3 separate regions of the Homo sapiens genome follow, and regions 1 and 2 are each linked to region 3. A link is a loop called in an ENCODE intact Hi-C map of the cell type or tissue named here. Cell type or tissue: heart left ventricle. All regions are shown on one strand.

Region 1 (8,000 bases), 1.6 Mb after region 3:
CCAAAACATCACAGTCCGTGGGCTAAAGAGAAGCAAGAAAAATAAAAAATCACAGTACAGTGGGGCATATACGATCACTGAAATCTGTGGGAAGTTTTTAAGAGCAGATTGGAAGAAGTCCATGTTGTTTGACTGTGTCAGTTATCTCAGTGTGTGTTAACATAAATGCAGATCTTTCCATGTGAAATTCTTAGATGTTAATATCAGGACTACAAGTATTTCTCTCGACCTGGAAGAAGTGGTTCATAGTGCCATGTGTAATTCCAAAAATTTAAGCTAAAGCTTTAAGACTCCTTAAGGTGACCTTTTCTTCAACAAAAGGCAACCTCAACTGAGCCACTTCTCTGCCCACTGGAAAAGGGCATGCTCTGCAGCTGGACTTGCCATACGATAAAAAGTCCAAAATGTCAAGGAGCCATTGACTTGCATGTTTGTGCCAATATATTGCAAATATGGTTTTTTGTAGTGGTAGGGCTGGGCTCAGCCCCAAAGTGCCAGATGGTGCTGAGTACTCAAGAATAAAGCCATCTGCAGAACAACTCCTTCTACGGCCATTACAATTTGTACTGATTATAAGCCTCTATCAGAATGTCTTTAGGACTCTTATCTATGGATAATCCCATACTGTTCATTACAGCTCTGGGTTTAAGACCATAATGACAGTTACAAGAATGGGAAAACATATTGAAGCAATAGTCTCCACACCACCCACAGACGCAGGTTCTAGTTCCCATTATGCCATATTCATTGGAAACTCATAGACTGGAAGACAATTGAGACCTACTCGGGAAGGTGAATCTAATGACACAAGGAGCTCCATGAGATTGTCTCTGGTTTTGAATAAAATCTGAAGGAATAAAATATTAGAAGATTATTTAATATTAAATAAATATGAAAATTAAATACAGGCCAGGCACAGTGGCTTACACCTATAATCCCAGCACTTTCAGAGGCCAAGGTAGGCAGATATTTTGGGCCCAGGAGTTCTAGACCAGCTAGGGCAACATGGTGAAACCACATCTATACAAAAAATACAAAAATTAGCTGCCTATAGTCCCGGTTATTCCAGAGGCTGAAGTGGGAGGATCCCCTGAGCCTGGGGAGGTTGAGGCTGCAATGAGCCATGATCACGCCACTGCACTCCAGCCTGGGTGACAGAGCAAAACTCTGTTTCAAAAAAATAAAGTGGCCGGGCGTGGTGGCTCACGCCTGTAATCCCAGCGCTTTGGGAGGCCGAGGAGGGTGGATCACGAGGTCAGGAGATCGAGACCATCCTGGCTAACACAGTGAAACCCCGTCTCTACTAAAAATACAAAAAATTAGCCAGGTGAGGTGGCGGGCACCTGTAGTCCCAGCTACTTGGGAGGCTGAGGCAGGAGAATGGCATGAACCCCGGGGGGCGGAGCCTGCAGTGAGCAGAGATCGCACCACTGCACTCCAGCGTAGGTGACAGAGCAAGACTCTGTCTCAACATAAATAAATAAATAAATAAATAAATAAATAAATAAATAAATAAACAAACAAATATAAATTAAAGTAAAGTAAATACAAATCTCATTTGGCCAACTATGAGAGTCTTCTGTCTTAGACCAATAAGCTTACTTGACCACAGATGGCCCATGGATTGGGTTTGGCATCCCAGGCTCTTTCATGTGTAATATTTGGGTGCTGCTTCTACCAATAAAAACTCCACAGTGTTTATTTGATCCAAGCTGTAAGGATGTGTAATACCTTATAAGAGGATGTTCTGTAGGTGATTAAATTCTTTGCTGAATCAGTTTTGGCCCCAGTAGGTTGATACTTTATTTCTTTACAGTGCTCAAAACATTAAGGTCCTCATAAAATGAATTAATGATCCATTGTAAAATGCCCTTTATGGAAAAAAATCACTTTTATATTCCAGGAAACTGATATTACATTATCTTTACCATCATAATATGATAGTATCTAAGAACTATTTGCATAGAAACACTAGCTAGGCTGGAAGCTACGTGATGACCAACAACTTATTTGATATTAGGAGTAAAATAAAATATGAGAGTTATTTAACTTAACCTATTGAAACACCCTTTGGTGGAACAGTCAAGATACCAAAAGACTTCACAGAATCCATATGCCATGTGGGTTTCTGGATTGTAGTAGTTGCGTCTCAAAATGCTCAAAGGAATCCTAAACCTATTTTAAATTCCTACTGCCATAACTGAAACTCTCTGTCAGCTGTTTGCAACAAAAGGCTTCCCAGAAATAATTTTTGGGACATTTATGTCAAAGAGATTTAAGGAAAATTGTCGACAGGAACCTTATCTGAACTGTCTCTATCACTCTCCAATCATGCACCAGTGAGTATCAGTATGAAAGTGATATACTGTTGATCAAGGGTGCCTTATGGTGTTGTAAGAAGAGATCGACCAGAAAGAACATTTTAGTTTCCACTGATTGACAGGCCATGGAAGGTATAACTCAACCATATCATTCTGGACTTAACCACTGTCTTCTAATACAAATATTTCATGATAAAAGTATTCCACATATGGTTTCTTCTCGGCCTATACTTTCTTCCTTTTGACCAGGAGTGTTAACCTTTTTTCAGCAAAGGGATTGGACCTGCCTTAAAATGGAGCTCAAGTTCAATGCCACATAAAGTTCGCAGTGCTGATTGGCTTTTGTGATCATCACTTCAACAATAAAATTAGATGTTCTTCCAAGAGTGGGGCATGTCAAGGCAGAAAAATCCATCCTAGAGCCTCTTATGACTGACCTAGACTCTCATGCTAAAAATTTATCATAGACAAAACAGTGAAGAGCGATATTCACTGATCACTGTTGTGAGACCCTGGCATTTTTATAAACACTAGAATATAACACAAAGCCCTATTGTCAGGAAAAGAAAAAGACCATGTAAATAACTGAAAGAGAAGTCTCCTGTGTATCAGAAATTGGAGATCACTCAATGAGAATGCTAGTCCGGAGGGTGGAGAGGATGTTTTTATTTTCCTGATAAACATGCATAATGGCTGAGAAACCACTACTAACTGTCTTAAAGGTAGAAAATTATGGGAATATTCTAAAACAAAAATGGAGGAAGGGAAGATCCAATGGGTGATTTCACATGTTATCTCTGTGAGTTTCTGCTTCCTTTTGTCTTTCAAAGGGAAGGTCACCAGCAAGACAGCCAAGTCTTCCTTTGTGAGATTTCCTTTGCTTTCTTCATGATGTCTTCATAAAATCAGATACATCTTCCCAAACAGCTACATAAATAATAAAGTGATACACTCCCTACATTCCATAAATATATTATCTTTGTTCCAAGAAGTTAATCTTTAGAGATCTGTTTTTAAAGGATCAATACCAAGGAGGATATATACAGAGTCCTGGATTTACACATGTCAGATACTTTAATTTCAAGACTTTTTACTCAGGGTCGGTTCCTGTACTGTAGCCAGTCTTTAGGTGGCAGTGATGGTTATCTGACAACTTCAAAATGAAGAGGTCCCTAAACCTGCCAGATCCCCTTAACCAAAGGCCAAATTCCACAGTGCCAAGACCGATTTGATTTCATTTTATTTATGTAGAACAGTGACACCTAGTGGCAGGGAAGGCAAATCACAAAAGAGAATTCTCTGGTGGCACCTCCCCCATCTCATCGGGATTAGTGAAAAAAGTGACCCAAAAAGGGCTTCGCTCTTTTCTCGGCTGAGTGTTGGCCTTATTTTGAAAGTCTGCAGTGATTCGTGGTTAAGAGCCATCTCAGTGGGCTGGACCTATTCTAGCTTCTCTGGAAGGACGCAAACCCAGTTATAGATCTCAAGAGTGGGCGGGTCTAGGAAAAGACTTAGAAGGGACTGGTGTTCTAAAGACAGAGCGTGAGAAATAAACCCACCCCAGATCCTAAATAGCCAACTAAGGACACTGTGGAATTATCCAAAGACTCCAGGGTAAATAGCATGCTGAGGAAATTTTACCAGTAACAGAGAGATGGAAGAATGAACTGCAAATATGAATCACGATCCTATATTTGTTGGTTTTCTGCCATTAGACTGAGCTCCTTGAGAGCTGAAACTATTATCTTTGCCTTTTGTTAGAACCAGCCACATATGTCTGACAAATGGCAGGTGCATAAGTAAATGCTGAATGAAAGAGAGAGAGAGCATGCAATAAAGAGAATGAATCGGGTCAGATAAGTACTTCTGGGAAAACTAACTAAGATAAGAAGAAGCCTGCACTGTAGTCCCACTAAAGCTAAGATAGCTTTTAGCAAACTTGATGTAGTTAAATAGCAGCGGTAGTCGTTAATATCGACTGAATAAGTAGGATACACGATTCCAGCATATTTCTCTATTAGTATTCCTGTTTAGCATCTGGGAAACCAAAGCACATTTACATAGCTGAGAAGCTGCAGAGTTGGGGTTCTAACCCAGGCAATCTGGTTCCAGGGTCCGTTCTCTGCACCTTCATGCTGGGCTGCCTCCTTTCAATTAAAGTGGTTATTCACTGGGAAAACATGGACATCAAGATGGCAACAGTAGACACTGCGGACTACAAGAGGGGGAAGTGGGGGAGAGGGAGGTGGGTTCAAAAACTACCTTTCGGGTACTATGCTCACTATCTGGGTGATGGGACCATTCCTACACCCAACCTCAGTGACATGCGATTTACCCATAAAACAAAGCTGCACATGTAGCCCCTGAACCTAAAATAAAAGTAAAAAAATAAATAAATAAAGTGACGATTTAAGTCCCAAGAGAAGTATTTAATATGCAACAGGATTTTTTTTTTAAAGAGTGAGACCTGTCAGTGCATTTAAAATATGATTTACACATATTTCTTCAGTGAATCTGTTATATAGGACCTGTACCCTAACATGCGCCTTACAAAGGACTATCCTGGTTGGAATATTCACATATCCCATCAAATAGATAGCCATAGGTAGGCACTGAGCTCTCCCCATCTTAAAGACATTTGGCTACTATAATGTCAGCATATCTGACATGAGAAAGCGTTCTTATTCTCTGCTCTCTCCCCATGCCCTAGTCTTTTTAAAAACAAGATTCTTTCATTCCTTAAGAGTTCCTGGAAAATTTCTGGAAAATAATCCTCATCATTTTTTTCACATATTCCTTATCCAGCAAAAAACACTTCCCCCTGAGTCTGTACATAATCCCGGTTTGCCTACCTAGGGCCTTGTTCATCCAAAATGAGAGGAAAGCAAGATGTGGGTGTGGGTTCACACCCAGGATCCTCATGTGATTCCTCTGAACGTGAATGAGCTGAATGGCATCCAATGAGTTTTTTGACACAATGATCGTCTGCAGCAGAAATCTCATGGCTGACCCTAGTCCCCAAGGTAAGGTCAGCTGTTATACTGGAGAAGGGGATCTGCCATCGCCTAACTCCATTGGAAATCATCCATGAACTGCGGATTGGAAAATCAACCATGACTGGTCTCAACCCATACTGACCTGGAAAGATCTGGGGACAAAATGAGTCCCAAGAGAAGAGGTGAGCACAAAACCACATAACAATGCCTCTCTGAATGTCCTTTCTCATTACGATGGCCAGTGTTACTGATGAACCAGTTGTCGAGTACATTTTGGGAGGTACCATATCCATAGTCCTGAAGTCACCTTAACTATAAATTGTGTAGGCTTCCTTTAATATGAATTCTTGCTACCTTGGGTTTTCTGTTCCTTATATCCTTTATTCAAGAATTATGCAAGGTTATATTCTGGGTCTATTGTAATTTAACATTTATAGTCCATAGTGCCTCTGGGACTAGATTACCTCCCTGCATGATATTGTTTTTCATTTCTACGCTGACAAACACGCCATTTCAACTGTCACTTAAGCAGCCAGTTCAAGCTCTACTGTTATTTTAGCTCCATATTGTCAAACGGGTGGATTTATAAATGTGTTACCTGAAGGAAACATTCCCCTAAATAGCAGAAGTGGAGACTTTATTTATTTATAATTATTTGTTAGATTTGTAAAAATGTTCCTGTTGCTAAAAAGCCTCTGGCTAAATACAAATTAAAACACTTTTGAATGTAGTAAAATCAGCAGTGGCATCATTTTAATTACCCATTGGGAGATGTCAGGCAGCAAAGATGTATTTCTTTCTTTCCTTCCTTGGTTAACAGGACTGCCTGCTTAGGGATATGAACTTCCTGTCTACATGTCTACGACACAGACTGCCTGGCCCCCAGTCCATCTTCATGTGGTGCAGTCATCCATTTGAACCCCTATGCATGGGTAGGGGTCCAAAAGAAGACAGAAGGCACAGCAGAAATTTATTTTTTTGTAATTTTGGCTCCTTAGCACTCCTTCACCCCTTCCTAGTGATATCCTGATTTGGCGAGGGGAGGCCACCTGGGAACATCATGCCCTTCCGTTTTGTAGGCTTGGTAGGAAAATAATTCAGGATGATCACCTCCCAACTCAGAAGAGACCAGCTTGTTCCTCTTCTGGTCTGGACATGACTATGATTTCCGCCACCCAGCCCTCCGGAATGCCCTTGGTTTCTGTCCATTTCCAAGTATGGTCTCCTATTTCCCTTTCCTCAGTCCCCTTATTTTCCCACTAAGTTCTCTTCTGCTTCAGTGAGCCAGCGTCAATTTCTGTTGCTCGCAAGCAAGAAGTCTGACTTTTTATAGAGATGGTTAAAACAAAAACAAAACAGTGTGGCTCACCCTTTGGTATAAGAGAGAAAATGCAGATCTGTTTCCAAACCCAATCAGCCCCCGGCAAGTCACAACACATTTTTCTTCAGTGAAAAGAAACAGCACAGAATTGCCCTTATGCAGACCTGATTTTGACTTCTGACTTCTCCACTTACTGGACCTGAGCAAGTTCCTCAACCTCTCTATGCCTCCGTTTCCTCATCTGTCAAATGGGATTACTGTAAGCAGATTCCTGGGAAGTGCATGTAAAGCATTTTTCTCTATTGATGGCACATGGTAGGTACAATGCTCAATCAACGTTAGCCAACTTGATTTTTTTTTTCATCATCTGTCAACTGAGGAATAATAATATCCCCACTCACTCACAGAGTTATTTTCAGGATGAAATGTGTGAGACAATACTTTGAAATATAAAAAGAGCCTACAAGTAGGAAAGCAGGAAAAAATAGAGAAGCTGCCCTCTGGCTCATGCACAGAATTGAACTGACTCATATGGCAAGGCAGTGTTTGTTCAGCAATTCCTCTAGCAGGGGATGTTTAGCAAGTAGTCAGGAGTTTTGATGTTCAAACAACAACGGGGGAAGGAAAGCTGCCCTGGAGACTTAAGAGGCATATTTTAGGAAAGCCTCTCTTTTTAAAATTAATTAATGATGATACATTTTAGACATTAAATAGGCATAAAGAATCTTAGAATGAAAACCAACACACCTATCACTTAGCTAAAGAAATAAAACCTAACTCATGGTGATGAAACCCCTTGTGTAGTTTCTACCACATTCCTTCCTTTCTCTAATTTCTTTTGGGTTTTTTTCTTTGGTTGGTTGGAGGGATGGTTGGTTTATTGTTTTTTGTGTTTTGTGGTTTTTTTGAGACAGGGTCTCACTCTGTCGCCCAGGCTGGAGTGCAGTGGTGCGATCTCAGCTCACTGCAACCTCTGCCTCCCAGGTTCAAGCGATTCTTGTGCCTCAGCCTCCCAAGTAGCTGTGATTACAGGCACGTGCCCCCACACCCAGCTAATTTTTGTATTTTTTGGTAGAGACAGAGTTTCGCCATGTTGGGCAGGCTGGTCTCGAACTCCTGACCTCAAGTGATCCACCTGCCTCGGCCTCTTAAAGTTCTGGGATTACAGGCGTGAGCCACCACGCCTGGCCTTCTCCTCTAATTTCTTATAAATATTCATCCCTACACAATATGCAACTATATACATATATATAGCATGTTTTGTATATTTTTAAATTATACTATAAATGGCTACACATTACATAGATACTTGTGCAACTTGCTTTTCATCTCTCAACATTGATTTTGTCATACCACCATGGC
Region 2 (8,000 bases), 300 kb after region 3:
AGGTGGACCCAGGACTCTGCATTTTTAATGGACACTTTAGGAGACTCTGATGTGGGTGATAAGAACACTGGGTGTTTGCGGCTACAAGGTGCAGGAGAATTAGCTGGCTTGTCTGGGAAGCAGAGGCAGAGGGAATGGGGATGTGGATGGGCTTTGTTGCAAAGGGCCCTTCAAGGTGGCAGGTCTCAGGTGGGAGTGGCTCTGTGAGGGCTGTGCAAGCTGAACTTTCAGTCCTGAAGCCTTGGGAATATTGTTCACGGTGCCTGAAACAGGGTTGTGCCAGTGGAGAGGACCTTTGAGGGGCGTATATCATCCATCTCAAAGGGTGATTTTTAAGAGAGGTATTGTGCATCAATCAGGGTGACAATATCTGTAGCAAATATGATAATCACTCACTAAGCGCCAGGCCCTAGTCTCACTGTCTTAAATACACTAACTCATAGGTCTTGTTATGCTATTACCCCCATTTTACAAATGAGGAAACTGGGAGCACAGAGAAGTTCAGCGACTTGCCCAAGGTCACTCAGCCGGTGAACGGCAGAGCCAGCGTTTGAATTTAGGCAGTAAGCTATAATGTCTATTCTTGGCCCTGTGCCCTTTGGCCTCAACAGAGACTGTGAGGATGGTGACCACACAAACTGAAGACTGAATCCTTTTTAATTTGAACCAAATCCTGAGATGCTTGTAAGATCCACAGAGAGAGGAGGACTCTGGAAATTGACCATTGTTGAACTCATTGTCTAGGCTAACTGATACGGTTTGGCTGTGTCCCCACCCAAATCTCATCTTGAATTGTAGCTTCCATAATTCCCATGTGTCATGGGACGGACTGGTGGGAGGTAATTGAATTATGGGGGTGGATCCCCCGCTACCGCTCTCGTAGTGGTGAATAAGTCTCATGAGATCTGATGGTTTTGCTTGGCTCTTTTGCTTGGCTCTCATTCTGTCTTGTCTGCTGCCGTGGAAGAAGTGCCTTTTGCCTTCTGCCATGATTGTGAGGCCTCCCTAACTATGTGAAACTGTGAGTCCATTAAATCTCTTTTTCTTTATACATTACTCAGTCTTGGGTATGTCTTTATCAACAGCATGAGAACAGACGAATACACTAACTAATGGAGGAATGACTTGATTCAGAAATGTAAAGAAATGGGACGGCTTGCACCTCAGGAGTTCTAGAGCAGTTCCTGCCTGTGGCTCCAATAAGAATGTCAAGGTCACTGGATTGCATTTTATGTGTTTTCTTTCCTAATTTGATTTTTGGAATAGATGCTGTGCTATATTTACATCGCTCGAAAATCAAAATAACATAAAAAGATATTTCCAAAAAGCACTAATCTATGTCATCTCTCTGTCCATTGTGTTCTCCTTCTGCTCGTAGATGGTCACATTTAGTACTTTGCTGTATCTTCTTCCAGTGTTTTTTTTGTTTTGTTTTGTTTTATTTTTTGACAGAGTTTTTGCTCGTTGTTCAGCCCTGAATGCAATGGTGTGATCTTGGCTCACTGCAACCTCTGCCTCCTGGGTTCAGGTGATTCCCCTGCCTTAGCTTTCTGAGTAGCTGGGATTACAGGCGCCCGCCACCACAGCCGGCTAATTTTTGTAATTTTAGTGGAGACGAGGTTTCACCATGTTGGCCAGGCTGGTCTCGAACTCTTGACCTCAGGTGATACACCCACCTCAGCCTCCCAAAGTCCTAGGATTACAGGCATGAGCCACTGCACCTGGCCTTCCAGTTTTTGTTTTGTTTTGTTTTTATTCAAATACAAGCAACCGTGTGTGTGTGTGTGTGTGTGTGTGTGTGTGTGTGTGTGTGTGTGTGTGTATTTATGTTCCCCCTCCTTAATTACACAACAGGTAGCAAACCCTACATACTCTTCTATAAGCTGTGTTGACGAAAAGAGTCAAACTGTAAAATATTTAAAGAGATTTATTCTGAGCCAAATATGAGTGACCAATGGCCCATGACACAGTCCCCAGAAGATCCTGAGAACATGTGCCTAATGGGTGCCTAAGGTGGTTAGACTACAACTTGGTTTTATACATTTTAAGGAGACTTAAGGCATCAATCAATACACATAAGATGTACATTGGTTGGATCCGGAAAGACAGGACAACTGGAGGTGGGGGCTTCCAAGTCATAGGCAGATTCAAAGTCTGATTGGCAATTAGTTGAAGAGTTATTATCAATAGAAAGGAATGTCTGGGTTACAATAAGGGGTTGTAGAGAACAAAGTTTTTTTTTGTTTTGTTTTTTGTTTTTGAGACGGAGTCTCACTCTGTTGCCAGGCTGGAGTGCAGCAGAATGATTTCAGCTCACTACAACCTCCGCCTCCCAGGTTCAAGCAGTTCTTCTGCCTCAGCCTCCCCAGTAGCTGGGACTACAGGCGCGCACTACCATGCCCAGCTAATTTTAGTATTTTTAATAGAGACAGGGTTTCACCATATTGGCCAGGCTGGTCTTGAACTCCTGACCTTGTGATGCACCCGCCTTGGCCTCCCAAAGTGCTGGGATTACAGGTGTGAGCCACCGAGCCTGGCCCAGACCAAAGTTTTGTTATGCAGATGCAGCCTCCTGGTAGCAGGCTTCAGAGAGAATAGATTACAAATGTTTCTTATCAGACTTAAAGAGCCTGTCTATCCATAATTCCAAAAGGGAGGAGGATATAACGAGGAGTGTCTCGCTCCCTCTTTCCATCACGGCCTTGAACTAGTTTTTTGGGTTAGTTTTGGAATGCTCTGGCCGAGAGAAGGGGTCCATTCAGATGGTTCGGAGGGGGCCTTAGAATTTAATTTTGGTTTACATCTGCTTTCTTCCCCCCACTTTACAGTGTACTGTATTGTGAAGATCTTTCCATATCAGTGCAGAGACAGCTTCCTCACTGTTGTTTATGTTATTTATGGCTGTAGAGTGGGGTGTGCTGGCACCAGCTGGCTGATGGTGTGCTGGCTCCGAAGAACTGATTGCTAAACCTTCAGCGATTTTGTGAACCAATTGATTTCACATAGGTGGCTTGAAATAGGCCACAGTGGTAGTATTTGCACAACAGAAATGGGCAAACTGTCTACCTCAGGGCTTCCCACTCAGACAGCTGGTTGTTAAACGTTTATTGCACACCTCCCATTGTATAGATATACCAAGGTTCAGGTAGCCAGTCTCCCATACATGGATACTTGAATTATTTTAAATATTGTTTTTTATGGCCGGGCATGGTGGCTCCTGCCTGTAATCCCAGCACTTTAGGAAGCTGAGGTGGGCGGATCACTTGAGGTCAGGAGTTTGAAACCAGCCTGGCCAACATGGCAAAACCCCATCTCTACTAAAAGTACACACACACACAAAAACCTAGCTAGGCCTGGTGGCAGACGCCTGTAATCCCAGCTACTCGGGAGGCTGAGGCAGGAGAAACACTTGAACCTGGAAGGTGGAGATTGCAGTGAGCCAAGATTGCACCACTGCACTCCAGCCTGGGCGACAGTGAGACCCTGTCTCAAAAACAAACAAACAAACAAACAAACACAAAAAACAACAACAAAGTATTGTTTTTTTATAAATGATGCTTCAATACGTGACAGATATCTGACCTGAGAAGGAAGAGAAAGGGGATTGTGACAGCCACTAGGATAGAAATTACAATAAGCCCCTAGCCTTACCACTATAAAGAGTGGGATTCTTGGAGCAGCTGCCTTGACATCCAGGAGCTTGTCAGAAATGCAGACTCCCAGGCCCCATGACAGAACTGCTGAATTCGACCAGGACATTAATGTGTGCTACAAAGATTGAGAAGCACTTCCCTGACAATCTGCGTGTGTGTGTGTGTGTGTGTGTGTGTGTGTGTGTGGTTGATTCTATTCTTTTTCTTTGTAGAGATGGGGTTTTGCCATGTTGCCCAGGCTAGTCTCAAACTCTTGGCCTCAAGTGATCCACCTGCCTCAGCCTCCCAAAGTGCTGGGATTACAGGCGTGAGCCATCGCACCCAGCGTATTGATTATATTCTATTTTATACTTTATTTAATTCCTTTTTGTTGTTCTGAGGTCTTATTTATTTTTAAGAATATAATTTTATCTTTACATGTTTAGAAAAATTAGAAAATGTGGATAACACATAACTAAGAAAATAATAGCTTCCTTTCCTTCTGTCCAGAGTCTATCACTATTAACCCCTTTGAGCATCATTTCCAGGTCTTTTCCTGTGCATGCCTTCATACGTGTTAAATCAAGTTTAGCCTAAAGCTGCCTCCTTACGTATTTTAAGTTTGGCCTAAAGGGTTCTCCGTACATGGTGAACTGTAACCTAAACGGAGGTGTAAAGAGACTGTAACCGGTTCTTGTGCCAATCACCGAGTTTTGGCCCATCAGAGATGGTTTGAATGGTTTGCCCGGCTAATTTTTAATTTTTTTTTGGAGCGATGGGGGACTTGCTGTGTTGGCCAGGCTGGTCTGGAAGTCCTGGCCTCAAGCGACCCTCCTGCCTCTAAGGTGGCGCTTTTAACCCTTTGTGTACCACCACCACAAACCGCGGCCCAGTGCGTTAATGGGTGGAGGGAGGGGGAAGGGGAACGCTGAGAGCCCCCTTGTGGCCGACCAGGGTATTGCGTGTGCCCAGGCTGAGTGGGAACAAGGAGCGTTAAGAGTAGATAATTGTAGCATTGCAGGTGGGCTACAGATTTAGAGACAGGAGACCACGTGCCTACATGCACGAGCGTGCACACGCACTTACACACATACACACACGCCTGCACACATACACACATGCATGCACACCCTGATAAGTGACCCATTCCTTAGCCAAGGCTGCACAAGCGTGGTTCCCCAGAGCAGGAGCAAAGTCCGTTTATTTGCCATGAACTTCCCCTGACTCCCTCCCTGGTTGTCAGCTTTCTGTATCCTTTTCCTTGTAGCTATGGCCCTTCCAGAGCCGAGAGAGCAGCAGAGCTCTTGCTGTGGCCTAAACCTTACATGCTTGAACCTGACAGTGGAGGAACTTCCCTAGCAACCTGGGCACTAACTTTGACCACTAATGGCTTTGGAACCAGGTTCCCTAGCAGTGAGGCTGCACCCTTACCCCGGGAAAGAAAGCAGGGCCAGGACCCAGGTTCTCCTGAGCAGTGTCTATGCTGCCACCTGCCCAGAGTGCAGGGGCGTCCTCTTCTAATAGGTGACATGTATTGAGCACTTACTGTATGCTGGGAGCTGCCTGTGCTTTCGCTTTATCTGATTTAATCCTCACAGCAACTCTCTGACATGGATTAAGCACTTAGTGAATACTAGTTGAGTGGATGCATGATTATCCCTTCGAATTAGATCTTATTCTTATTCTCCTGTTAGCTCCCTGACCTCCTTTTTTGTTTTTGTTTTTGTTTTGAGATGGAGTCTCACTCTTGTCTCCCAGGCTGGAGTGCAGTGGCACAATCTTGGTTCACTGCAACCTCCGCCTCCTGGGTTCAAGTGATTCTTCTGCCTCAACCTCCTGAAAAGTTGGGATTATAAGTGTGCGCCACCACACCCGGCTAATTTTTGTATTTTTAGTAGAGACAGGGTTTCACCATGTTGGCTAGGTGGGTCTTGAACTCCTGACCTCAAGTGATCCACCTGCCTCAGCCTCCTAAAGTGCTGGGATTACAGGTGTGAGCTACCACATCTGGCCTCAGACTTCACTTTCTACCAGTCTCTGTGCTTCTGGCGCCCCGGCTTCCTTGCTGTTCCTGGACTACTCTTGGTGCACTCCTGCCTCAGGGCCTTTGCACTTTTCCTTTGCCTGAACTCTGCACCCAGATATCCACGTGGCTGGCTTCCTTCCCTACTTCATCAGGCCATTATTCCAACCTCCCCTTCTCTGTGAGGCTTTCCCCAAACGCCTTATTTAAAATTACAACACTCCTTCCCTCCCTCCTTATTCTCTTTCCCTACTTTATTTTCCCCAAGCAAGCATTATCTTCTCCCATTCTATACACAGTACGTCCTGGTCTTGCTCATTGTTGATCTCCGCTACTTGGATCTACACCTCTTCTCCCCTTCTGGCAGGGATCTCTGCCTTCGCTGCTATCTCCTGGCTACCTGTGCCAGGGCCTAGTTCAGAGTAGATGCTCAGTACATATATATTGAATATATCTTGAATGTATGAAAGAACAAATGAGTTTCCTTTCTACAAAGGAGGGGACTGAGGCGCAGAGAAATGAGCTGATCACTTGTCCAAAGTGACATGGCAAATAAATGACAGCTGTGGGATTCAAGTCCTGCCAGACTCCTAAGCTTGGAAGGTAGGGTTGCCTGGGAGAAATGCTGGATGGGTCTTTTTTGATGATCACTAAAGTAAGTTGCCTTTGAGTGAAAAGGATTCAGTAGCTGAAGTTTGCAAACACAGTGCCACGAAGCCCTTGCCGCCCTGCCTTCCTGTCCGGGAGATGGCTCCAGGTAGCTCCAGGCAACCAGAAGATGTGCTGGGATGGAGGCTGTGGATATCATCTTTGGTGTTATTTTGCTTCTAGAGATGGGAGCTCTTTTCTGAGCCTATTTGTAGGGACATCTGCATATACGAGCCACCTATCTGGTAAGTCCTTCCCATGGTCCGAGGCCTGTACAGCAGAACCCGGGCATGAGCTCAGGACTTTGTCTATACTACTGCAATTATGTAGTTAATTGTGCCAGTGTGTCCATTAGCTGACATAATCAGGGAGTGAATTAACTTCTGCTTTTCTGGCTATATTTCAAAGGCATTTTTAAATGCTTATTTTTTTTGGAGCCTATGCACTCTTCAGAAATTAAATTTAGGCTGTGATTTTATTACCCTTTTTATTTAATTTATCCTAACGGTTGCATTCAAGCTGTGAACCAGCTGTTGACTTTGAAAAAACATTGTTCAATTTGAAGGGAACATTTTAAAACTTAATGTAATGGCTGTAAGTAATCACTACAGCAATTACACTTCCCAGCGTTGTGCGTCACATGGGGGCATAGTGGGGATTTGGAGTAATGCTCCCAGTTGGGCCAGGTGTTGCTAGGGCAAGAGACAGGCAGCAGGGATCCGGGGCAGAGGGACCAGCTGACCACACTGACATGTTTCCTCTCCCACTTAGTTGGGGCCAGGCCCTGGGGAAGAGAGTTTGCAAGAGGCCCAGGTTTAGTTGAACACGTGGAACCATTGGTGAGCTCCTAGCTCCTGCAGTCCTCTTTCCAGCCACTGAGTCTCATTGGAAGGCTTTGCTCTTTTCTCTGCCTCCTGCCATGGATAGAGGAATCTAAGAGGTTCTGAGATTGGATGGAATTCTGGGGCTCAACTTGCACAGAACCTTTTCATGAGTCACTTTCTGTCCTTGTATTCATTCATTGACTCATTTACTCCATCACTTTGGTAGACTGCAATGAAAATGGCACAAATGCTTCCTATGCCTGTTGTGTGCAATGCACCTCTCCCATGGAGAAGTGAAGTCCAGTTCTCCAAATCTGAAATTTCAGCTTGATTACATGATGACATTTAGTCACTGGGATCTTAGCAAATGCATTGCCAGCAGAGGCTGGGCAAGCACTCGCACACTGAGGCTGGTCCTCTCTTGCTGCCCTTTGACCTCCATGTGAAGAGACCCGGGATAGCCTGCTGGATGACAAGAGACCTTGTGGAGCACAGTTAAGCTGGCCCAACTGGTGTGTCCCCTGGAACCAGCCTGCTAACCTGTGAGTGAACCACCTTAGACCATCCAGCTCCAGTGAGCCAGCCCAGCAAACCTATTGAATCATGAGCTAAATAAAGTGACAGTTGTTTTAAGCCACTATGCTTTGGGTGGTTCACTATGCAGTAAGAGTAAACTGAAATAATAGGCAAGTATTCAGTGAGTGCCTAATCTGTGCCAAGCATTGAACTTGGCCTTGGGGATGTGTAGCCCCGTGATGGGCATGAAATCCAGGCTGGTCAATGAGAGCACTCCATCCCCTGATCACAGCTTCCTGCTGGCTGGTCTGCCTTTTGCTTGGGGTGGGCAATCCGTGCTCTTGTCTTGCCCTGGTC
Region 3 (8,000 bases):
TGGAACAAGTGGATCCACCTCTAGGACCCCTGTGGGCGTCCCCTCCCTCCCAGCCACCGCCTGCCACACCACTCCTGCCTGGTGCTCGGCAGACCCCACTGTGCCCTGGCCTTGGGTCTGCCGAGCCTCCTGCAGCAGGGGACGGGTGCTTTGGCCAGAGTCACAGACTGACACGTTTCCCACTGTACTGGAACTCTGGAAAGAGGGGCTCCCCGACCTGCCCATCCCCCAGGCTCTTCTGGGCCTTCCCCTTGGGAACTGGCCTCATCACACTGGGAGTTGGTGCTTCTTGTCTCTGGGTCTCCAGAGTTTGCCCCGCCTGTGCACACCTCACATTCCAGACTCTAGCCATCTCGGCAGGATCTCCTGGCTCCTTGAGTGCCCAGGTGCCACCAAGAGGAAGGGCCTTGTGGGATACACCTTGCAGAATAGGGATCGGTGTGCCCCGCTGCGAGGGGCCCCCCATGGGGGCTGTGGCCCCTCCGCAGGCAGGACATCCCAACCCCTGGCTGGGACTGAACCACCCAGAGCGGAGCGGCTCCCTTTTCAGCCTTGTGAGTCACCTGGCAGGCCCCAGCTGGGCTGGCTGTCCGTGTCCCTCAGCCTGGCTGGTGATTCCTTGCAGGCCAGAAATGAAGAGTCCCTGTAGGTTTTGGTTTTGTTTGTTTTATTTTGTTCTTTCACCTTTTTTCCTCATTAAAAAAAAAAAGTCCCTGTGGAGTGTACTTATTTATTTTTTGATTAAAGGGAAGTAAAATGCATTCTGTTTTGTGTGTTTCCTAAAGAATCAGTGATTCCCCTAGGGGACTCCCTGCTTTGGCTGCAGAACAACCTGGAATGGCTGTTCCCATTGAAACCAAAGGAAGAGGGAAGGCCCTGATCCTAAGCTCGGCAGCCCCGCCCAGCCTCAGCCAGCAGGTGAGAGATGGCCTCCAGGATGGAGAGGGGCACAGGCAGCTCCCTCACCACCTTCTCAGCTGGTCCCAGGCCTGTCCCCCACAGAGCAGCTCCCAGCCCAGTGCCAGGCCCACGATCAGCTCAGCTCAGCACAGCTGGTGTTGGCAGGGCCTGCGGGATGGGTCTGGCCCCTTGAAGTTCTCTTGAGCTCACATTGTTACATTTTTTTAAGTTAGTTGCCAACATTTTTAAAATGTAGAGTTCACATTTTTTTAAAAAAAATTCAGATTTCTGTCTTCTCTTAAAATGGAAAGTTCCAGTAACAATGGGCTTAGCTTCCTGCCTGTGGCAGTCAGAAGTGCTAAGCAGAGGCCACTCCCTCTAGGTGGGATGTGCCCCGACCTGGCCAGCTGTGTCTCACACCCACCTGCAGCTTCTCTCACCTAGAAAAGTGTCCCCTCTGGGGAACATGTACCCCTGACCTGACCCACCTTCCAACCTATGTCTCCATCCTCCCTCTACGAGGGACCAGGGCCCTGGTCACTCTGGGCCACACTTCTGGATGAGGAGGGACAAAGGCAGGGACTTGGGAGTCAGAGTCCTGAGAGTGAGTCCCCGCACTGCCTAGCCTGGTCAGGTCTTAGTGTCTATTTTTTTTCCCTTTAAAGTTTCATTCAAGTGTAGAAACAATAGTGTTCTATGGGATTTTTTGAGGCAATCAAGTAGAATAGTGGATGTGGTCTGCTTCATAAATAAAATACTGTACAAATACTAATTATTTGGGAAAGTGTGGCATGGTGGAAGAAAGGTTTGGGAATCCAGTAAGTGTTTCCTAAAAAACTGACCCTGCATTCACATTTCAGAGCCTTCGTTTTGTCGTCTGAAAACTGGGGGAAGAGTATCTCCCTCAAGGGAGGGCCAGATGAGCTGAAGAGCACCGGATGCAAGTGCATAGTCGGGTTCAGCAAGTTTCCTTCTTTGCCTGTGCCTCCCAGATGATGGAGAGTGTGGGCATGTGTTGGGAGATGGGACATAGGGATGGTGGGGACAGCTCTCAGATGGTGAAATGGGGCTTCTGTGAACACCAGTCCACATCCCCATTCTGCCCAAGGATAATCTGTTGCTTCTTCCCCTCCCTCCTACCCATCATGAAGCCCCTCATCTGCCCACCCATCTGTCCATCCATCCATCTGCACATCCATCCACCCAACTATCCACCTACCCATCCATCCATCCATCCATCCATCCATCCATTCGCCCATCCATCCACCCACCATCCATTCATCTGTGCATTCATCTACACATCCATCCACTCATCTGTCCATCCATCCATCCATCCACCCACCTACCCATCCACCCATTCATTTGTCCATCTGTCCATTCATCCACCTACCCATCCATTCATTCATCTGTCCATCCATCCATCTACCCATCCATCCATCCATCCTTCCAAGACAGCTCTCTGCCCCTCCAAGCTCTGCACAGAAATCTCCAGAAGCCACAGCATTGACCAGTAGTTGTGAGCTGAGATGCCTTCAGGGGCCAGGCAGGTAACAAATGAGAGGAAAGGGGCCTTGGGTTAAATACTAGGGAGTGATAGCAACTGTGGAAAACTAAAATGTGTATGCCCAGGCTGTGAAGGAATGCAAATTTGAAAGAAACATTAAGCACTAACTACCAAACAAAACCTACGAAGGGGCAAAAATGGGTCTCTGGCCCTTTTGCAGCTGCCAGAACAGTGCTAGGTGGTGGCTCCTGGTCTCCTGCAGAGAGGCCAGGGAATGCACAGCCCAGATGGGCACCTGCACGAGGCCCGGACACCTTGGCTTTGTGTCCCCAGCTTCCATATACCCCCCAGTCTTGCCCTCCTCACTCTTAATTCTTTTTTCTTTTTCTTAGATAAGCAAATACATGAATGCATTGTCTGTTAAATACAACATTTCAAATCTGGCTAAAGCCTGTGGGCCCCTCTCCTTCAGGGCCCCTCCCACTTTCCCTCTTCCCATTTCCATCCATATCTGTCTGTGCACGCCCTGGGAAGCCCGGGCCTGTAACATAAAACACGCCCTCAGCACGGCTCACTCACCGACCCCCTGGCACATCTGCATCAGCATGCCTATTATGGGAGTGTTTTGAGGAAGTAGCCAAAGCTTTAGTGGAAAACCACCCAGGAAAGCTTCACCAGAGAGTCCTTCTCCACTACAGCAATGCCCCTGCTCACTCCTCATCAAACAAGGGCAATTTTGCAAGCGTTTCCATGACAAATTATTAGGCACTCACCTTATAGTCCTGATATGGCTCCTTCTGACTTCTTTTTGTTTCCTAAAAAAGAAAAAAAAAACTTTAAAGGGCACTTTTCTTCAGTTAATAATGTAAAAAGATGGCATTGCCATGGTAAAATTCCCAGGACCCTCAGTTTTTCAGGGAGGGGCTGAATGGCTGGTCTCATCGCCCACCAAAGTGTCTTGACCTTGATGGAACTTATGTTGAGAAAGACAGTTTGTTTCTTATTTTTAATCTTTGAATTCATTTTCCATGAACTTTTTTTTTTTCTTTTTCTTTTTCTTTTCTTTTTTTTTTTTTTGAGACAGGGTTTCGCTCTTGTTGCCCAGGCTGGAGTGCAATTGCGTGATCTGGACTCACTGCAACCTCCGTCTCCCGAGTTCCAGCGATTCTCCTGCCTCAGATTCCGAGTAGCTGGGATTACAGGCATGCGCAACGACGCCCGGCTAATTTTGTATTTTTAGTAGAGACGGGGTTTCTCCATGTTGGTGGTGTGAGCCACCGCGCCCGGCCTCCACAAACGTTTTGAAGTCGCGAATGTGTGTATCTGTGCACATACATGCTGTGTATGTATGTATTTGTGTGTGGGCATGTGTGTGTGTGAGTGTGCATGTATGTGCCTGCGTGGAGTCTCCCTCCTTACCTCCAATGCCCAACGCAGGTCCATCCACCCAAAGGGTAGAAGTCAGCCTTTGTTGAATTAAGCAAACCCCTGCCAGTTCACCCTGTCCTCATCGCCCGTATTCTCTACCGCAGAGGGCTGCTGTGGTGATTGTCCAGGGTCCCCTTTATAAGCGCCAGGCAGATGCACTTCTGTGGCCCTTTCCCCCTGGACAGCAGAGCGAGCGGGCACTGCCTTCAGCCGACACCTGCATATTGCAGTGCTTACCAGCAGGTGGCAGCAGCCACCCAAGCGTCTCTGTTTCCCATTACTTCGCCTTGGTTTCCAAATGTCAGGTGCTCTTGGTCCATACAGGCTCCAGGGTGAGGCCAGTAAGAACTGACTGGGGCAGGGCATGACTTATCCATAAAATGGATGATATCCTAGCAACAAGATTTCCTGAGCATCTGCCAGATGCCAGACACTGTTCTGGGCACATTACACACATTAACTTCTGGCCCCACAATAGCCCTAAGACGTCTGCCTGATCAGTATACTCATTTCATAGATGAGGAAGCTGAGGTGCAGGAGGTAAAATCATGTCCACAGGGCTGGAGGCTGGAAAGCGGATCTGCTGGTATTCCCAGTCTGCCAGCCTCAGGGACCTCCCCATCACACCGCCTTCCAGGGATGGGATTTGTTTTGGGGTGGGGGGGGAGCCAGCATTGTGCTGGGAGACTCCCTAAAGAGTAGGATGAAAGGGTTTCTTATCTGGGGTCATCAATTTTTTTTTTTTCTTTGAGACAGAGTCTCACTCTGTCGCCCAGGCTGGAGTGTAGTGGTGCGATCTCGGCTCACTGCAACCTCCGGCTCCTGGATTCAAGTGATTCTCCTGCCTCAGCCTCCAGAGTAGCTGGGATTACAGGCGCCCACCACCACACCTAGCTAATTTTTGTATTTTTAGTAGAGACGGGGTTTTGCCACGTTGGCCAGGCAGGTCTCGAACTCCTGCCCTCAGGTGATCCACCCACCTCGGCCTCCCAAAGTGCTGGGATTACAGGCATGAGCCACCACGCCTGGCCTGGGGCCATCGATTTTTGAAAGAACCTTCACATTTGTCACCCTTAGACACAGGGGGAAGACCTATGATTGCCCCATGGTCTGAGCAATGAAGGAAGGGCTCTTGCTCTCATTACAGACTCCCCAGGAGGCGGCCTGTTTTCATCTCCACACCTCATTCTGTGCCCTTTCTAGGTCTGGGGCAGATGGTTGCCTCCTCTCTCCATACTGCTTTGCCAGTCACTGCTCTACCATTGATTGATTCATTCATTCATTCACTTATTCAATATTTTTTAGCACCTGCTCTATACCAGGCACTATTCTAGGCTCTGAGACCCAGCGGAGAATTAGATCCCTGCTGTAGTGGCGATAGACAGTAAATATGATGGATAAATAACACAAATGTATGAGAAGGTATAATAAGTGTGATGGAAAAAACAAAACCAGGCAGTGGGGTGTTGCACTTTGAATAAAGGACCCAACCCAGAGTGGAGAAGGTGACGTCCGAGCAGACTTGACTCCATCCTCTCATCTTACACGAATGCGTGGGTGTTTCCTGATGGCAGACAAGTCCTCTCCTTGTTCTTTCCTGTCGAGAGTTTAAAGGAAGCGCCTGCTTTCTTTCCTGTCGAGAGTTTAAAGGAAGCGCCTGCTTCCTTTACTGTCAGTGGAATGGGCTCCTGGGAGGGGCAGTGCACGTGCTCACTGCTCCATCTTCCACCGGAAGTCCCCTTCTTGGGTTCCACCGGTGCCCTGGGACTGGGTGGGCTGTGCAGGGTTGTGCCATACCATGGGGCCAGCAGCCGGGCTCAGGCAAACAACATCCCCAGATAGGAGGGAGGAAGGGGCTTTCACCTCCAGCGGGGGGACCAAAAGGAGCTCAGGAATGGGGCAGAGCATGATGGACTCCAGGCAAATCACTGCCTTTTTCTGGGCCTTCACTTCCCTCTGTCTCCTTCCCTTGTTAGAGCATCTGGGACCCCCAGACAGCATCCCAGGCTGAGATCTCGCAGGAACTGTTGATGGTTGGAGAGCTGGGGTTATGTGTTCGTTGAATCCCAGCAGAAAGCAGTGCAAGCTTCAAGGCATCTGGAGGGAAGCATTTATGAACTCTCTGGGAAGGAGATTGGGAAGGGCTGGGGCCACAGCCCTCTTCTCCTCTGACCTGGAGCCTAGCTCAAGGTGATGATAGAAAGACAACGCACCTCTGGCCGGGCGTGGTGGCTCACGCCTGCAATCCCAGCACTTTGGGAGGCTGAGGCGGGCAGATCACTTCAGGTCAGGAGTACGAGACCAGCCTTGCCAACATGGTGAAACCCCGTCTCTACTAAAAATACAAAAATTAGCCAAGTGTGGTGGCACGTGCCTATAATCCCAGCTACTCAGGAGGCTGAAGCAGGAGAATTGCTTGAACCTGGGAGGCGGAGGTTTCAATGAGCAGAGATCACGCTATTGTACTCCAGCCTGGGTGACAGTGTCAGACTCTGTCTAAAAACCAAACAACAAAAACAAAAAACAAACAAAAACACTAAGACAACTGACATCTAATAAGGGCTTGCTCCACCCTCTGTTTTCATTCCTGGAGCAAGCCAAGAGGCTGATTCCTAACCTCCACTTTATAAAAGAGAAAACTGAGGCGCAGCGACAGCAAATGACTTGCCCTTGGAGCCTGGTCTTCTGGGCCCTTTGAATGGGGTGATATGGTTTGGCTCTTTGTCCCCTCCAAATCCCATGTTGAACTGTGATTCTCAACGTTGGAGGTGAGACCTGCGGGGAGGTGATTCATGGGGGCAGACCCTCCTGAACAGCTTAGCACTATCCCCTTGGTGATGAGTGGGTTCTCGCTCAGTCACTTCATGGGAGATCTGGTGGGTTTGTTTGTTTGTTTTTGTTTTGTTTTGTTTTGTTTGAGACAGAGTATGGCTCTGTTGCCCAGGCTGGAGTACAGTGGTGTGATCTCGGCTCTCTGCAACCTCTGCCTCCTGGGTTCAAGCAGTTGTCCTGTCTCAGCCTCCCAAGCAGCTGGGACTACAGGCACAAGCCACCAAGCCCAGCTGATTTTTGTATTTTTTTTTTTTAGCAGAGATGGGGTTTCACCATATTGCTCAGGCTGGTCTCGATCTCCTGACCTCAGGTGATCCACCCACCTCGGCCTCCCAAAGTGCTGGGATTACAGGCGTCAGCCACCGTGCCCAGCCAATCTGGTTGTTTAAAAGAGTCTGGGACCTCCCACTTTGCTCTCTTCCTCCTACTCTTGCCAGGTGACACGCAGGCTCCCCCTTAGCCTTCTGCTGTGATTGGAAGCTTCCTGAGGCCTCACCCAGAATAAATGCTGGTGCCATGCTTCCTGCACAACCTGCAGAACTGAGAGCCAATTAAGCCTCTTTGTAAATTACCTAGACCCTGGTATTTCTCTTTTTTATTTTTTGAGACAGGATCTTTCTGTCGCTCAGCGTGGAGTGCAGTGGCGCCATCTCAGCTCACTGCAACCTCTGCCTCCCGGATTCAAGTGATCCTCGTGTCTCAGCCTCCTGAGTAGCTGGGATTACAGGCATGTGCCACCATGCCAGACTCATTTTTGTATTTATAGTAGAGACAGGGTTTTGCCATGTTGGCCAGGCTGGTCTTGAACTCCTAGCCTCAAGGGATCCGCCTGCCTCGGCCTCCCAAAGTGCTGGGATTATAGGCGTGATCCCAGCCTAGCCTGGTATTTCTTTATAGTGACACAAGGACTAATACAAGGTCCTTCCTTAGGATAGAAGGAGAGTCCTTACTGTGGGGATAATATCAGAATAATGCTAGAACACTTTCTGCTGCAAGGGACAGAAACCCACCTCAAACCAGCTTAAGCAAAAAAGGAAATTTATCAGCTCATTGATTCAGCTAGGGTAGGCAGGGTTATGCTGTGGTAACAAACAGCCCCATCTCAGCAGCTTAGAACAACAAAGGATTGATTCCTTGCTCACGATACACGTCTATCACAAGTGAACTGAAACTTCAGTCCGTATCTCCTTGCTCAAGGACCCAGGTGCCCAGGCAGATGGAGCAGTCACCATCATCATCTGTCTCTGTGACAGAGGAAAAACACCCCAGGGGGTGTGGTAGCCATCTGAAAAATGCTCTGCCCAGAAGTGAGACTTATCACTTCTGCTCACAACTG

Evidence for each region. Hi-C counts contacts between places; a loop is a spot of excess contacts. Peaks named below come from ENCODE experiments on the same cell type or tissue, not always from the same donor. Only the 100,000 strongest peaks of a DNase experiment are listed, where the experiment ranks them.
Region 1: a loop joins it to region 3, with 10 times the contacts of the local background. A loop is called at or near these places in 26 of 110 quality-filtered maps.
Region 2: it touches region 3 in a loop (15-fold over the local background); 55 of 110 quality-filtered maps call a loop at or near these places.

Annotation. Positions count from the first base shown.
Region 1 is chr16:25,834,492-25,842,491 of GRCh38, reverse strand. The region is part of intron 1 of HS3ST4 (heparan sulfate-glucosamine 3-sulfotransferase 4); the gene reads right to left. Among named protein-coding and RNA genes, the nearest start is that of HS3ST4, 150 kb to the right of the region's middle. In heart left ventricle, a CTCF peak has its summit at 3,587 (motif pointing left); no DNase peak of the experiment used is centred here; H3K27me3 peaks cover 1,651 bases.
Region 2 is chr16:27,151,778-27,159,777 of GRCh38, reverse strand. It overlaps LINC02129 (long intergenic non-protein coding RNA 2129), which reads left to right. Exons shown (of 4, transcript NR_170200.1): 4 at 1,086-1,167. LOC105371155 (a long non-coding RNA gene) reads left to right here and starts at 5,647. Exons shown (of 3, transcript XR_950956.2): 1 at 5,647-6,258; 2 at 6,363-6,548; 3 at 7,075-8,000. In heart left ventricle, CTCF peaks have their summits at 4,377 and 4,582 (motif pointing left); a DNase peak (open chromatin) is centred at 4,557.
Region 3 is chr16:27,453,374-27,461,373 of GRCh38, reverse strand. It overlaps GTF3C1 (general transcription factor IIIC subunit 1), which reads left to right. Exons shown (of 37, transcript NM_001520.4): 37 at 1-761. The coding sequence ends at 24. IL21R-AS1 (IL21R antisense RNA 1) reads left to right here and starts at 7,981. Exons shown (of 3, transcript NR_037158.1): 1 at 7,981-8,000. RefSeq lists an enhancer at 4,273-4,322. In heart left ventricle, CTCF peaks have their summits at 3,861 and 4,065 (motif pointing right); DNase peaks (open chromatin) are centred at 518, 4,063 and 5,589; H3K27ac peaks cover 2,100 bases.